Linked DNA regions of Homo sapiens: region 2 is linked to region 1. A link is an interaction called in ENCODE POLR2A ChIA-PET data of the cell type or tissue named here. Cell type or tissue: Panc1. All regions are shown on one strand.

The links. ChIA-PET counts read pairs that join two places held together with the same protein. Peaks named below come from ENCODE experiments on the same cell type or tissue, not always from the same donor. Only the 100,000 strongest peaks of a DNase experiment are listed, where the experiment ranks them.
Region 2: POLR2A ChIA-PET joins it to region 1 with 11 read pairs; 2 of 35 experiments call an interaction of 5 or more read pairs at or near these places.

What each region holds. Positions count from the first base shown.
Region 1 is chr1:10,830,367-10,838,366 of GRCh38, reverse strand. No RefSeq gene overlaps it. Among named protein-coding and RNA genes, the nearest start is that of CASZ1, 38 kb to the right of the region's middle. RefSeq lists an enhancer at 1-221. In Panc1, no CTCF peak of the experiment used is centred here; a DNase peak (open chromatin) is centred at 4,386.
Region 2 is chr1:10,650,515-10,658,514 of GRCh38, reverse strand. It overlaps CASZ1 (castor zinc finger 1), which reads left to right. Exons shown (of 21, transcript NM_001079843.3): 7 at 1-7; 8 at 1,779-1,869; 9 at 2,702-2,866; 10 at 3,924-4,096; 11 at 4,297-5,138; 12 at 7,439-7,574; 13 at 7,760-7,823. Among named protein-coding and RNA genes, the nearest start is that of CASZ1, 140 kb to the left of the region's middle. RefSeq lists an enhancer at 2,652-3,309. In Panc1, no CTCF peak of the experiment used is centred here; no DNase peak of the experiment used is centred here.

The DNA of each region.
Region 1 (8,000 bases):
ATCACTGATTTCCCTTGGCCTTCCCTCCCACCACTGTGCACCAGAGGCTGCTAAGAGCCCAGGAAGGAGGATGACCTGAGTGCAAATCCTGGCTCTTTTTCTCACTAGCAGTGTGAGCTTAGGTGCATCCCCTAAACGCTTCAAGCCTCAGCTGCCTCCCTGCAACCGTTCCTGCAGGCGAGATGCTCCTTCTTAGCCCATTGAGCACCCACAACAGTGTTTGTCTCTAGCTCCGACCCTGTGCCCGGGCTAGGCTGGGTCCTGGGGCATAGTCCCATCCCAACAACCCCATGAAGCCAGGGCTCTTGCTATTATTCTTTCCATTTTATAGATGAGGAAACCGAGGCCTGGCGAAGTCATATGAATGAATGGCTGGGGTCAGACACTAGTGTGAGGCAGAGCCTGGGTTTGAACCCAGATCTCTGTAACGCCAAGGCCCGTCCAAGGTCCATGAGTCCACCTCCTTCCAGCTGCTACCCCCGTCCTGGTCTAGGGAAGAGCCCACAGGCTTCTTCCTCTTCTTCTTCTTTGTTTTGTTTTGTTTTGTTTGAGACAGGGTCTCACTCTGTTGCCCAGGCTGAAGTGCAGTGGTGCAGTCATAGCTCACTGCAGCCTCCACTATCTGGGCTCAAGTGATCCTACTGCCTCAGCCTCCCAAAGTGCTGGGATTACAGGCGTGAGCCACCAGGCTCAGCCCCCACAGGCTTCTTGACATCTATTCACCTCCAGAAGCAGGACAGTAGCAGTGGAGCTTCAGAACTAAGCAGCTGCCTGCTCTGGCCTCTTTGCTCCCTGTCTGCCTCCCTGCTGTGCGCATGGCTGTGTGCGTCCACGCCCTTGGGAAGACTCTGCCCACTTGATCTCTGAGGCTGGCCCCTCCCCTCCGTGGACAGGGGATGCCTTCCACCTCTGCAGCGGCTGGCACTCCACACCCGCTAGAGCCCCACCCCCACTGCACAGATGCAATCACCAAGGCCGGGGATGAGCAGGGGCTTCTCCAAAAGCCTTCTCTGGGCCTTGGTTCCCTCTCGGTAACATAAGAGGGTTGGACTCTCCCCCATCCCTTCTCAGATCCTCCTGTCTCTGTCCCCACAGGCCCTTGGTCCCTTGAAGCTCAGCTGAGAATGACTAGGAAGATTTCCAAACTGCAAGGCATTTTACTCACCCACCAGGTCCTGGCAGAGATGGGCTGATGATGCCAGCTCTCAGGGGCTCAGGGGTTACAGGGGTGGACAGACAAACAAACCACCATAGACTTGAGGTCACTGCCTCACATCGGGAGCATGACGGTGAGCCGGTGAGCCGGGCTCTAGGTGTTTCACCTGTGTCCCCTCCTCTAGCTCCAGGCAAACCCTACAGGGTAGGACCACTAATCTTCCACCTGCTGCTCCCTCTGGCTGGAATGCTTTTCCCCAGATTGGCCTGGCTTGTGCCCCACCTCCTTCTGGAACGGACCTCCTATCCCAGGTCGCAACTCCTTCGCCCAGCTTCCTCCTCTGCGGGCCCGCTGCTCCTAGCTGAGCGATTATGTGTGCCATTCCTTTATTTTATTTATTTATTTATTTACTTGAGATGGAGTCTCACTCTGTCACCCAGACTGGAGTGCAGTGGTGTGATCTCGGCTCACTGCAATCTCCACTGCCTGAGTTCAAGCGATTCTCCTGCCTCAGCCTCCCTAGCAGCTGGGATTACAGGTGCCCGCCACCAGGCCTGGCTAATTTTTTTGTATTTTTAGTAAAGACGGGGTTTCACCACGTTGGCCAGGCTGGTCTCAAACTCCTGACCTCAAGTGATCCACCTGCCTCGGCCTCCCAAAGTGCTGGGATTACAGGCTTGAGCCACCGTGCCCGGCCCATTACTTAATCTTGATTCTTGTCTGTCTTTTGCACTAGGACTTGAGTGCAGCGAGAACAGGGATTTGCTTCCAGTTTGCTCACTGCTGCTATTCTGGTGCCCAGAGCGGTGCCTGGCACGGAACAGATGCTCAGTATTTAGTGAATGGACACCCGTTTCACAGACGAGAAAACTGAAGCCCAGAGAGACTCTGCCAGCTGCTGCGAGCTCAGGATTCATCAGCCCCGCGAGAAGCCCACAGCAAGCCCCTCACCCTCAGCCCAGCCCTGGCCTGAGGCCTTTGTTCCCCCTCTGGCCTGCTCTAGGTGGCAGTGGTGGTGGGCAGACAGTCTGCCCAACCCTGCTCCGAAACCCAAGGCTGGGAGGGGCCACTGGGAGCGGGGAGGAGCCTGATTCTTCCCCCTCCCCTTCCCGGGCTACCCGCCCCCTCCTCCAGCTGGAAACTTGACACCCGAGGCCCATCTGCCGCTCTGCCGCCCGCGGTCCTCCCGCCCCTGGAGGCCGCTGGGCCGGCGGCTGCAGAGCAGTGATTGTTCCGGGCTGAATGGGCAGGCCTGACGCCCACGCCAGGTGCACCATTGTGAGGGCTCCGACACCTGCCTGGCGGGTCGCATGCCCCGCCGGCACAGACCCTCACCCGCCTGGCTGAGAGGAGCCGCCCACTGCCTCCTGCGAGTGGGGCTGGGGGTCCGGACTCCTGCTTCTCCCCAAGGGAAAGCACCCCCGAAGGCACCCCGAACTCCTGCCTGTCTGGGGCTGCCTCCCCGGCCCCTCCAGCCCCCACCACCTCCCCTGTGCCTCCCTCGGCCTCTCAGCCTTGGTGAGGAGGGCATGTTTTGGAAGTCAGTGGTGCTACCACTTTCTGGCTGTGACGGACAAGAGCCACAAGCTCTCTGAGCCTCAGTTTCTCATCTGTAAAATGGGGGTGATCACAGAACCCACACCATAGGAGCATAAGAGGATCAAAGGCTTGAGTCCGTGGGCCACGCTTAGCCCATAGTGGGCGATGGAGAAAGCCGGCTCTTCTTATTGAGACCTCGCAGTGTGCAGACGGGGGCCCAGGGGAGCTAGTCTCAGCCCCCGGCAGGCCCAGCCCAGGGAGCCCCCAGCCTGCCCCCCTGCCCGCCTCCCCTTGCCCGGCCTCCCGCCCGCTCTATGAAAATTTAATGCCGGGTAATGACAGTCTGGGCTAATGAAAGAGGCTTCTCTTCTGGCAAAAAGAGAAAAACAAACAAAAATCAACAACCTGCAAGGGGGCATTAACTTTTCATGAGCTGCTCTCCCCACTGTCACCCCCCGCCCTGGCTCACCCGGGCAGCGCCAAGCCCCCTCCTTCCCCTCTTTCCCCTCCTTCTTTTATCTTAGAGCTGGGGCTGCGGAGCCAGTGGTGAGGTCGAGCAAACTGGAGGGGACCTGGATCTTTTGGGGGCATCTTTCTGGGGCTCTTCCGCAGGGCAGCTGCCAGCCCTGGAAAGGGAGGAGAGCCCCCTGAGGGCTTCTGCAAAGCTGTATTGGGCTCTGGGATGGGGATCCAGCCTTCAGAACCCTCTCTGGGGAGTGGGTGGTGGGTGGGGGAAATGCAACTCAGAGTGGGTGGGGCTCAGGGGCTCAGTGGTCCCATCTCCCATCCGCCACCAGCCTCCTCTGCAATGCGAGGCCTTGGCAGCTCCACTGTCTCTGCTGCCAGCCGGGCTGGAAGTGGTTAGAGAAAAGGGCATGGGGCGTCTTGCGCTCCCTTTCCCTCTCTTTGTGGTATCCTGGAGAGCCATTGGCTGCTGCCTGTGATATCCTGAGAGATGCGACAATTAATTTTCTTTTAATCAAGGTCGGATGAAGTAAATTGGTGCGGTTCTGCAGCCCTTCATTTTCTGTTTTTGCAGTGATGCAAAACAAATATGATCAAATTATGCTTCTTCTCACCTTATTGAATTAGGAAGCATGACTGATCAGAGGGGGTGGAAATGCTCTATACCATGCAGTGCCACCCCCCCCCGCCCGTGTTCCCCTCCTTCCCTGCTCTAGCCTCAGTCTCCCTGGATTCACTGGCACTCAGAGCAGGTTTGTCTTCCCCAGGGACCCCAGGGTGTTGGAGGATAGCACCTGGCACCGTGGGTGCTCAGTGAATGAGTGAATGAATGAATGAGTAAATGAGTGAATGAATAAGTGAGCGAGTGAGTGAGTGAATGAATGAGTGAGTGAATGAGTGAATGAGTGAGTGAATGAGTGAGTGAATGAATGGGTGAATGAATGAGTGAATGAGTGAATGAATGGGTGAATGAGTGAGTGAATGAGTGAGTGAATAGGTGAATGAGTGAGTGAATGGGTGAATGAGTGAGTGAATGAATGAATGAATAAGTAAATGAGTGAATGAATGAGTGAATGAGTGAACAAATGATTGAATGAGTGAATGAATGGGTGAATGAATGAGTGAGCAAATGAGTGAGTGAATGAATGGGTGAATGAATGAATGAGTGAGTGAATGAGTGAATGAATGAACGAGTGAATGAGTGGATGAATGAGTGAGTGAATGAGTGAGTAACAAATGTGCTGGTCTTGAGAGAAAGCCAGGTCAGGCTGGGAGAAGGACTCGACTCGCTTTGGTGAAAGCCAGAGTCCTATCAGCTCAGGTTCTCTCTAGAACTTCACTTTGTTTCTTCATACAATTTATCACTGTCTGAAATTAGCTTGTTCATGTGTCAGCCGACATGGGTATTGCTGTGTCTCCCTCTTGGATTTGTGCCCTGCGAGCTCAGGCCTTATCCACCCTGTTTACCCCAATGCCTGGCACATAGTAGGTGTTCAATAAATATCAGTTGAGTAGGTGAATTATTTTATTTGTTTATTTTTTGAGACAGGGTCTTGCTCAGTCACCCAGGCAGGAGTGCAGTGGCATGATCATGGCTCACTGCAGCCTCGACCTCCCAGGCTCAAGCAATCCCCTCGCCTCAGCCTCCCAAGTAGCTGGGACTACAAACATGCACCACCACATCCAGCTAATATGTAAATTTTTCATAGAAAGGGGGTCTCACTGTGTTGCCAGAGCTGGTCTCGAACTCCTGGACTCACGCGATTCTCCTGCCTCAGCCTCCCAAAGTGCTGGGATTACAGGTGTGAGCCACCGCACCCGGCCTGGGTGAATGATTTTAGTACATCCTGATTGAGTGTTCGGGACTCCTCCTGATTCAGCAGGAGGAACAGACATGGACAATACCAAGGCCACGTCCTTGGCACCACACAGAGATTTGAACTCAGAGCCATCAGGATGAATTCTGTGTGGTGGAGTTGAGGTGATATTTGAGCTGAGTCTGGAAAGGTAAGTAGGAGCTGGGCCCAGGGACAGGCAGGGGGACGGTGGGTGCAAAGGTTTGTGGTCAGCAATGATAGTGTTGGCTTGGAGAGAGGCTGGCTGGCCTGTCAGGAGAGGGAGGCTGCCCCAAAGGGCCAGGTGGTCAGCCTGGCTCAAATCCCAGATTCCTTCTGGGACTTCCTGGATTTTCTGTCACTCTCTCTAAAGTGAAGATGACAGTTGACACCCCATTTCAGAGTTACCTGGAGAATGAATGAAGTGACCCCATCTGCCAGGTGACCTCATGCATGAGGCACTCAGTCAATGTTAACCTGTAGGATCACTGTCAGCTTTTATTTCTGTTATGAAAGGCAGGCTGGGGCTCGATTGGGAAAGGCCTTCAATACCACACAAAAGGCGGACAGGGCAGACAGGTGCGTGGGCTTCCTGGGCTTGCCATGGACCCAGCCCATGATGCTCCAAGCAGACCAGGCAAGTTGGAAATCTGTAAATAAATCTATCTTGCAGGTACCAAGAGACCTGGCTGTTTAAAGAACCCCTGTGAGCAACTTTCTCTAAAGCAAAGACTTTCTGTAGAGTGGATTTTACCCCTGAGTATATCGGGTTAGCAAGTCAAGAGTCAATTTCACTTACAGCAAAGCTGCCTTGGGTGCCTTGCTACCTGCTATTCTTGAGTGTGCTGAAATCTTCTGACCCTCCACTGTGGCCAGAGTCCTGTCCTAGGTAATGGGGGTGGGAAATGATTATACGGTCACCACCTTTGGGGAGCTTAGAGCTAGGCTCTAAGCTCACATCACACATAATGATAAACCCATGAAGAAATAACCATGATGCGGCCAGGCGCGGTGGCTCACGCCTGTAATCCCAGCACTTTGGGAGGCTGAGGCGGGCAGATTACTTGAGGTCAGGAGTTTGAGAGCAGCCTGGCCAACATGGCAAAACCCTGTCTCTACCAAAAGTACAAAAATTAGCCAGACGTGGTGGTGGGCACCTGTAGTCCCAGCTACTAGGGAGGCTGATGCAGGAGAATCCCTTGAACCAAGGAGGAGGAGGTTGCAGTGAGCCAAGATCACACCACTGCACTCCAGCCTGGGCAACGGAGCAAGATGCTGTCTCAAAAAAAAAAAGGGAAAGAAAAGAAAAGAAATAAACATGATGCTCACACACACAGAAGAAAAAGACAAAAGAAGACCAGAGAAGTTACCCAGCCACACAGAGGGCAGAGATGCTGATTTCAGGGCCCTGGGGTGGAGGGTCAGATGGCTCAGGGAGGCACAGTGGTGCAGGGAGGCTGCCTGGAAGAGGCCAGAGAGTTTAAAATAGGGGTTTAATGGGAATCTGGGTTTAATGGGAGCGCAAGGGGGAGGAGTTCCTGGTGGAAGGGGAGTCCCCTGGGGAACCCAGCACTGAGACCAGCCCCCAAGGGCATGTGGTCAGGTGAGAGTGCCCATATCTCACTCCCGAGAGCAAGGCCTGCTGTGGAAACGCTCCCTGAGTCTACTCCTCAGGAGCCTCTGGGAAGCCCCCTCTGAGCACCCCAGGGCCCACTGGGCCCACAGTGCCACTTTTCTGGGGCGCTGCCCAGCTGTCAGATCTTAGGATTAAAAGGCTTGAGGCTCACGCCAGTGCCAGTCTCCAGCTGGACTCCGGGCAGCCTGCTGTTACAGGCAAGCTTTGGGCTTCCCCACTCTGTCACATCCAAGCTGTGTGACCTCTGGCAAGTGACTTGACGTCTCTGGGTTTGAATGGGATGAAACCTCACGGGCCTTGCTGTCTGGCCCCAGCAAATTCTTTGATCTCTCTGGGCCTGCCCTGCCTCAGGAGAGCCAGCTGGCTGGTTCTAGGTTGCAGCTTGGACGGGGGTGTGAAGAGGTCAAAGGGGGGTACCTGAGCCCTCAAGCAGATGGGTAACCCTGGGCATTGCTCCATGGGCCTCCCCGATGCATGCCTGCTGTGCCCGTGGGGCCGAGCCACAGCCTGTGGGACCAGTCTCTGGGTGGGGAACTTCTCAGCAGGTGAGTCATCACCCCTGGGGTGCAGCCAGTGACCCAGATGGGGCAAGATCATGACATATATTTATCTCTGTCATCTCCCAGTGCCTCCCCTTCCCCTTCCTCTTCCTGTCCTCATCCCCTCCTCCAGCCATTGGGTGGGCCAGGATGACACTGACTACTCAGCCCCTGATCTCACCTATCCTAGACAAAGTCTATGGTTCTTCTAGGCCGCCTGTCTCTTCCTCTGTAAGTTTGACAATGGTAACAGCCGCCATTAATTGAGCCATTAGCAATTACCAGCAGCTTTGCATACACTAAATTGAACCCCTCCGTTTGTGGGGTGAAGCTGTTGCTGTTGCTATTATTATTCCCATTACACAAGTGATTACAAGGAGGATCAGAGAGGTTGTGTGGCTTGCCCAAGGTTCCAGAGCTAGGGGTGGAGGGGCTGGGGTTCCAACTGGGCTGCTCTGGTGCCGGGGCTCATGATCTTCCCACGATGCTTTGTGGAGTTGTCTTCACGGCTCCCCTCCTAACTCCCTAGGGTTCCTCTCGCCCCCCAGCGCCCCCTGCCCCAGGAGCTGCCACCTGGTTCCCATTACATTGACTTGTCCCAGGTCCCAGCCCATCAGCTGCTGACCTGATCACTCCATCCAGCTGGTGTAATGGGTTACCTCTCTCCGGGAACTTGCTAACTCTACCAGAGGAGTTACAGATGCTGCTAGAGACACCGCCTGAATCCCAAGGAACACAGGCCAGTAGAGGGGAGAGTAGAGGGCAGGCCCCTCAACATGCTCTAGGACAGAGGGTGGGAGAGGGTTTCTGGGGCCATGCCCCCTGGTAGC
Region 2 (8,000 bases), 180 kb after region 1:
TTGCCAGGTAGGCCCCTGGGGAGGAGCCTGCCGTGGAGAGAAGGTGGGGGGCCAGGACTGACCGGGCACTCTGAGGCCATTCGTTTGATATCTGACCTCTAGGGCCAAGGTAGCTGCCTCCTCCCATCCCCATCCACTTCGGTCCCTCCACCGCACCGAGGGCTGCCCTGCACGCCCGTTTGGGAGCCTCCCTCCGCTCTGTGTAGTCCAGGCCACACATTCCCTCAGCAGCCTGTGCCCCCAGTTAGGGCCGGGGTCCCGACGCAGGGCCTGGCCACAGGTGAGTGCAGCTCCCCCAGCTTGCCTGGGTCCTGCTGTCACACAGAGCCTTGAGTAGGGTGCAGGCCACCGTGAAACTGTCAGGGCTGGGAAGGTAGAGGCAGGCCAGGTGCAGTGGCTCATGCCTGTAATCCCAGCACTGTGGGAGGCCAAGATGGGAGGATCACTTGAGGCCAGGAGTTTGAGATCATCCTGGGCAACAGAGTGAGACCCTATCTCTTTAAAAAAAAAAAAAAAAAGAGAGAGAGAAAGCGAGAGAGAAGGTGTGGGCTGTCGTCCTCTCTGACACAGCCCAATGCACTTCCCCAGTGAGGCTCTGACACCACCTGACTCCAGACCAACCCCTTTCCATCCCAAAGGCAGTGGGATTGGCAGTGAAGAGCCTTTGCCTCAACAGATTCCCCCAAATCACACAAATAACACCCCCCGCCCCCACCCCCCCACCGCCTGCCCTCTGATGGGGCAGCACCCAGCGGCTGGCGCCTGTCTGTCCGCAGATCTTCCAGGTTCCTCCCGCCCGCTCTGTCTCTCCGCCTCCACGTCCCACTCTGTCTCCGATCCCCTGTCCTGCTCTGTCTCTGTCCACCCCCATCCCACTGTCTCCGCCCCCCTGTCCCACTCTGTCTTCAGCTCTGCCCCGTGCTGTCTCCTCTGTGGTATTATTATTACCATTATTATTAGTGCCTCCGCAGATGGCCCTTTTGGCCACTTCAGCCTAAATATTTGTTTGCACGTGGTTTTCCCATTACAGTATGGGGTTTCTCTCTGTGTCTCCTGCAATCTCACTTCAGTCTTGGAGGGGTACAGGCGGGCTGAGTCACACCCTTCTCCACAGTCGTCATGGTGTGGCCTCTCCAGAGTGGCCTCCCCACGGCCGGCCGTCACCGAGGCTGTGGGAGCCACGTCCCAGCGGCCCTGGGGCCTGGAGGAGGACGGGTTTCCTGGGAGGCAGCACAGGTTCCTGGCGGTGGCGGCGGCGGCTGGAGAGTGAGCTCGTTGCTGTAGGAAGCCAAACAGATGCTGTGCTTTAAAAATTCATAGCTCTGCACTGTTTCAAGTGTCAGGAAAAGCCCAGGACAGAGAGAGCCCTTTAACACCTCTCAGCATCAGAGCCCGGCTGGCCCAGCCAGGGTCTCTGCACCTGGCCAGAACTGGGCGGGCTGGGAGTGGGGCAGGTAGCCCCTGCAGAAAAGACAGGTGGGCAGCCGAGGGGGCGCCTGCCTTCCCTTCCATCCCAGGGCTCGGGCCCCATCTGTCTCCCCCTACTTTGACTTTTGGCCACCTCAGTGTTGTCCTGCCCCTTTCTTGGGGCCAGGCCTCTTTGCCTCAATGGGCCTGGGATTCCCGCCAGGCCCAGTCACTTGCCTGGGCCTCTGCAACTTCACCTCCCCTCTGCATCCCATACAGGGCCCGAAGAGTCCTCCCTGGGGCTGGGGCTGGGGCTGGGGCTGGGACTGTCACCCACAGCAGGGCCCTGACCCCACCCCTCCTCCCTCCAGGTTCTCGGGCAGCCAGCACTGTGGCCACATCCACTGTGCCTACCAGTACCGCGAGCACTACCACTGCCTTGACCCTGAGTGTAACTACCAGGTACGGCCACAGCCAGATGGGCTCCGCCTCTCCGCCACCAGCACAGCATGGAGGCGCTTAGAAGTCGGCAGGCGGGGACGGCAGTGGGGGGGGTTAGTTCTAGTTGCACCACCCAAACTTGACTTGAGCAGGTAGAGGGCCCGCAAAACCACCAGCCTGCCCACATTCCCCGATTCCTGCCGACAGAGCAGCTCCTACGATTGGGGGCCAGTGACCTCCCAGTGGTGATCATTCCAGTCCCCTTTGACTGAGAGCCTCCCACGTGCCCAGGGCCATGCCAGCCAGCCTATGAGCCTTGCCTAATTGACTCTTTGCAGTGGCCTTAGAAGGTTAGCATTACTGCCCCATCTTAAAGATGATAAAATTGTGGCTCAGCCAGAGTGCCACTGTGCCCAAGGCTGCCCGCCAGTGAGCGCGGGGCTGGTGAGTGGGGGGAGAGTCAGGGCAGCCTGCGTGGGGTGGCTCCCTCTGGCTTGCCAGGGATCCCAGCCTGCCTTAGTCCAGAGGTGCACTGGGCGGGATGAGCTGTCAGCATCAGAGCCCCTGCCCTCAAGGCCTGGCCCAATGCATCATCTGTGCTCCTGGGGATGGCCACTGGGCACCTAGGGGAGCATCGGGGAAGAATCTATGGTCCTAGAACCTTTGGGATGGTTCCCTCCAAGGGCTGATGTGCCTGCCACTGGCCTTGGACAATCTGGGCTGCCTTGACCCCAAGCAGGGTTCTTTCTAGGGAGACCTGAGGCCAGCACCTGGCCCAGGTGCTCTTGGCATATGGGAGGAAGGGCGGAGGGGGAGCTCAGGCTCCTGCCCACGTGGCGCTGTCTCCTGGCAGAGGTTCACGAGTAAGCAGGACGTGATCCGCCACTACAACATGCACAAGAAGCGCGACAACTCCCTGCAGCACGGCTTCATGCGTTTCAGCCCGCTGGACGACTGCAGCGTCTACTACCACGGCTGCCACCTCAATGGGAAGAGCACCCACTATCACTGCATGCAGGTGCCTCCCGCACCCGGGCCCACTGGGCAGCTGCAGGACTGGCCCAGGCCCTCCCGGCTCTGAGCCCCCCACTCCCAGAGGCAGGGCTGCCCCATGGGCAGGGACCCCAGTTGATCAGGAGCCTCTCTTTCCCCTGGCCCAGCACAGGGATGGCCAGCGAGCCAGGAGGGTCCTGGGGGTTCAGGCTTGGGCAGCGTCTGGTGGGCCAGGGTGGGGCCTTCCCCATGGCCATACTTGGTGTGGATGAAATTCAGTGAGCTGTTTATACAGATGGACATTTTTCAGGCTTTAACACCAAGAGCAGCATTGCAAATGATTCCTGAGGAGGTTTTTGTTTAATTCTTTGTTTTAATGCCACGCAGAGTCTGGGCTTTTTCAAGGTGTCAGGGCCAGGAGGAGCGACTTTGGGTTGCAAATAGCAGCCCTATGCCTCCCCCGGTATTTGTCAGGAGTTGTTATGGCCTCTGTGAACAACCTGGGCCACGAGGAGAGGGGGGCCACCCTCTGGGCTCTGAGATGGTGCAGACACTGGCACGGCCCAGCCTACGAGAGTGTTCGGATTCCACGGGTTTTTACTCAATATGGCAACGTTGCCTTCCTGGCCCAGCTGGGGTGGGGTGGGAGGGCCCCGTGCCCAGGGACTGTCCACTAAGCAAATCCCTGGGCTAAAGGTGACCTCCAGGGTCCAGCCCCTGTCCACCCACTGAGGGTTTTAGAGGTAGGGCCATGGATTGGAACTCAAAATCCAACTCCTGCAGGATGCAGCTCCCTCCCCTGGGCCAAAAAGTGCCCTGAGTCTCCGGAGATGCCCTGATCCTCAGCACAGACGGAGCCAGGCTCCAGCAGCACTTGGTCCCTCTGTGGAGGCCTGAGGGGCTGTTGGAGGCTTTCTACTCTGCTTCCTACATCAACATCCCGAGGCCTCCAGTTTGAAGTCAGAGGTGCCAAAGCTTCCCTGAGCAGGGAAGTCAGTGGCCCCAGCCACACACAGTGGTGTCGACCTCGGCCCAGGAGCACCTGGCCTCCGTTCGCCTGACCACCATCCCGTCCTGTGCAGGTGGGCTGTAACAAGGTGTACACGAGCACGTCTGACGTGATGACCCACGAGAACTTCCACAAGAAGAATACCCAGCTCATTAACGACGGCTTCCAGCGCTTCCGAGCCACCGAAGACTGTGGCACAGCCGACTGCCAGTTCTACGGACAGAAGACCACGCACTTCCACTGCAGGTAAGCGGGAGCCTGGTGGGGGCCTTCGTGGGCAGAAGCGGGGAGGGAAGGCAAGGACCCAGGCTCGTGGGACGGCTCAGGCCCCTGCCTCGGTGTCCAGCCTGGGTTTTCCACCCGGGGGACTGTCCCTCCCAGGGCCATGGTGTAGCAGGGTGGGGCCTCCTCTGGGTCTCATGACAGGCTCCCAATGTCCCATCCAGGCGCCCCGGCTGCACATTCACTTTCAAGAACAAGTGTGACATCGAGAAGCACAAGAGCTACCACATCAAGGACGATGCCTACGCCAAGGACGGCTTCAAGAAGTTCTACAAGTACGAGGAGTGCAAGTACGAGGGCTGCGTGTACAGCAAGGCTACCAACCACTTCCACTGCATCCGCGCCGGCTGCGGCTTCACCTTCACCTCCACCAGCCAGATGACCTCTCACAAGCGCAAGCATGAGCGCCGGCACATCCGCTCCTCGGGCGCGCTGGGGCTGCCGCCCTCGCTGCTGGGCGCCAAGGACACGGAGCACGAGGAGTCCAGCAACGACGACCTTGTTGACTTCTCCGCCCTGAGCAGCAAGAACTCCAGCCTGAGCGCCTCCCCTACCAGCCAGCAGTCCTCTGCGTCCCTGGCTGCCGCCACTGCCGCCACCGAGGCTGGGCCCAGTGCCACCAAACCTCCCAACAGCAAGATCTCGGGGCTGCTGCCCCAGGGCCTGCCTGGCTCAATCCCCCTGGCCCTGGCCCTCTCCAACTCGGGCCTGCCCACCCCCACGCCCTACTTCCCCATACTGGCTGGCCGTGGGAGCACCTCCCTGCCTGTGGGCACCCCCAGCCTCCTGGGTGCCGTGTCGTCTGGGTCAGCAGCCTCAGCCACCCCTGACACACCCACGCTGGTCGCCTCGGGAGCTGGAGACTCAGCCCCCGTGGCTGCCGCCTCTGTCCCGGCACCACCCGCCTCCATCATGGAGAGGATCTCTGCAAGCAAGGGCCTCATCTCGCCCATGATGGCCAGGCTGGCTGCAGCTGCCCTCAAGCCCTCTGCCACCTTTGACCCAGGTGAGCAGGCTGGGTCCTGCCCAGAAAGCAGGCACCTTCTGGACTGGGGTGGCCACCTGGCCTCAGGCTGCAGAGCAGAGTCGGGGGGTGTTTGGAAGAAGTGTCCGTGTGGCCCCTGCTTGCCAGCACCCCCTCTTTGCCTGATCTTCGCCCCCATCCTGTTGGTTTCTATGTGGGGCCCCTGGTTCTGGCTCCCCACAGTAGGGGGGCCATGCTTCTGTTTCCCCATCTGTGAGCTGGGGGCGATGGTCCCTGCCTCCTCGGCTGCCCTGCATCCCTGGGGCCACTGCAGGTCCCCCCTCCCTGTCTGCTCACCCTCCCACATCCCAAGTCCACCCTGATAAGAGCAGGCCCAGGGCCCCTGGCGTGCCGAGCGTTTCCTCCAGCTGACCTGGAGCAGGGCCTGCGTCCAGCCCAGCGGTAGTGGGGCTGCACCTCACACCTGGACACCTCCAGGCCCAGGGACGCCCTTCCCAGGCTCCCTCCTCCATGAGTGCCATTGCAGTAGGACTTTCCAGGCCTTGGAAGCCTTCTATTCTGCAGTGTTTGACTTGGCAGCCACTGGCCACGTGTGACTGTTGGTGCTTGAAGCTGGGTCTGTGATTGGGAAGCGGGATTGTCACTTTAAACAACCACACTTGGCCAGGGACTGCCACGTCAGACAGAAAAGGGCCAGAGCCCCGGAGTTGCATCTTCCTTCTTCACGCTGGTTCACTGAGGGGCGCAGTTCTCTTTCCTGCCTTCCTATAATTTCATAAATATCCATTTTAAAAAAATTTCCCTCCATTTTTCTCTGGATTGGGGTGAGGGTGTTTTCTGTTTACCTCACTCCTCTCCCAGTTTCCCTGCTCTGGGTAGTTCCTATTTGTTGAATCCTTGAGGAGAGTTCCGTTCACATCTGGGATGTGGCTCATTTCACTTATTCATTCAACAACCACTGATGCTTGCTGAGAGCCAGGCTCCAAGCCGGGTGCTGGGGACACAGCAGGCGGGACGCCAGACAGAGCCCCACGCCGTGGAGCCAGCAGACGGTCAGGGATGGTCTGTCCCGGGCACATGGCTAGGAAGTGGTGAACCAAGGCGCTGCCCGCAGGAGTGGGGCTCCTGGGCCTAGATGCCCTGTTCCCATTCGAAACCCTCTCAGAACCAGCCAAGACTGAGGGTCCCTGTGGCCCAGTCTGGGGCTCTGCCCACACCTTGCAGAGGCTGCCAGTGCTTGGCAGGGGAGCTGGGCCGTTTTCCTGGGACCTTGGGCAGGTGACTTTGGAGAGCTGCTGGAATGTGAAGTCCCAAGGTCTGAAAACTCTCACAGGCCCAATAGGACGCTCATGCCCGGTGGCCGCGTGGAGGGACCGCCTCCTGGTCCAGGCATGGGTGGGGCCTCGCTGGCCACGCCCTTCCAGCCAGGTGCCTGATGGATGGGGCAGGGCCCACTCCAGGGCCACGTGGGCTCGGTGGCCAGACTGTCAAGTACTTTGTTTTCATTAGAAAAGTCTCCTTCTCCCAAAAGAAAGATCAAGCACAGGGGAGGGGGCCGTTTTATTTTTTAATAAAATGCCACTTGCTGTTTCTGAAGCAGCACTCTGTCAGCTACAGCACCTTGGGGCAAATTCATATTTCCGTCACTGGGGGATTGTAGGGGAAAGCTCGCTGGATGGCCCTGTCAGCAACTTCTTTTACCCCTGCTCTGCTGGCCTCCTGCGGCCTCACCCGCCCAGCTCCCTTCCGGACCCAGCTCGGCCCAGCCTGGCCTCGTGTCCCTGCCCCGGATAGCTTGACTGCGAGGTCACCCGGTGTGGCCGCTCTGATTGGCCATCGGCCCCATCGCCCTGACACAGCAGAGGCCCTTCCTGGGCATGCTCCGTGCGGGGGCCGTCACCCCAGCAACCGCGGGCTGGGGACCACAGAGGGGCCCTCCCAGTCCAGATCTGCCACTTTCCCTCAGCATTAACAGAGTCTTTAATAAAAGCCTAAGCGGCAGCCCCACAAATCGACTGTGACAGTTGGTGGAGAAAATGAAGGGCCCCCGCCCCCACCCCAGCCCCCTCCCCAGCCTCCCGCCCTTCTCCTCCAGGAGGCCCTGAGCCAGGACAACTTTGACATAATTTTGCAATAATTATCACTTGAAGAATTGCCACACAGGAGCGAGCGTCGCGAGCGATCACGTCAGCGGGAGAAGCGCTGACCAGTAGCCGGGGCCCACCCAGCCCACTGCCCTCCCTCCAGGGGGCACGGCGGCTGTCTGTGCCCGGGCCAGGCCTTCAGCCCCTCTGACGCATCTTCCCACCCCTCCCCTGCAGGAAGCGGGCAGCAGGTCACCCCAGCCAGGTTCCCCCCGGCCCAAGTGAAGCCGGAACCCGGTGAGAGCACCGGCGCCCCAGGCCCCCACGAAGCCTCCCAGGACCGCAGTCTAGACCTGACTGTGAAGGAGCCCAGGTGAGGCGAGGCCCCCTATGGGAGCCAGCCCCGGGAACCACACCTTCGAGCTGGAGCCCCGGGGTGGTCCCGCCCAGGCAGTTGCAGCGGGCTCGGCTGGAGCCCCAGGGTCGGGCAGGGAAGGTGAGCCCCAGGGCCCAGGCCCCGGCCGTCTGAGCTCAAGTCCCTTGGTTTGTGTGTTCTAGCAACGAATCAAATGGCCACGCAGTCCCGGCAAATTCATCTCTTTTATCCTCGCTTATGAATAAGGTAAGAGCCATCCATCACACGCCTCCCGTTCCCCCACCCAGAGAAATTAAAGCTGTGCTGGGGGGTGGGGGGATGTGTTTGTTTTTTAATGTTTTGCCTCTAATAAGATGAGTTTGTACCATTTAAATTTTGAGGCCATTTTTCATCGGATATAATTTCAGAGCCACTGCTTACAAA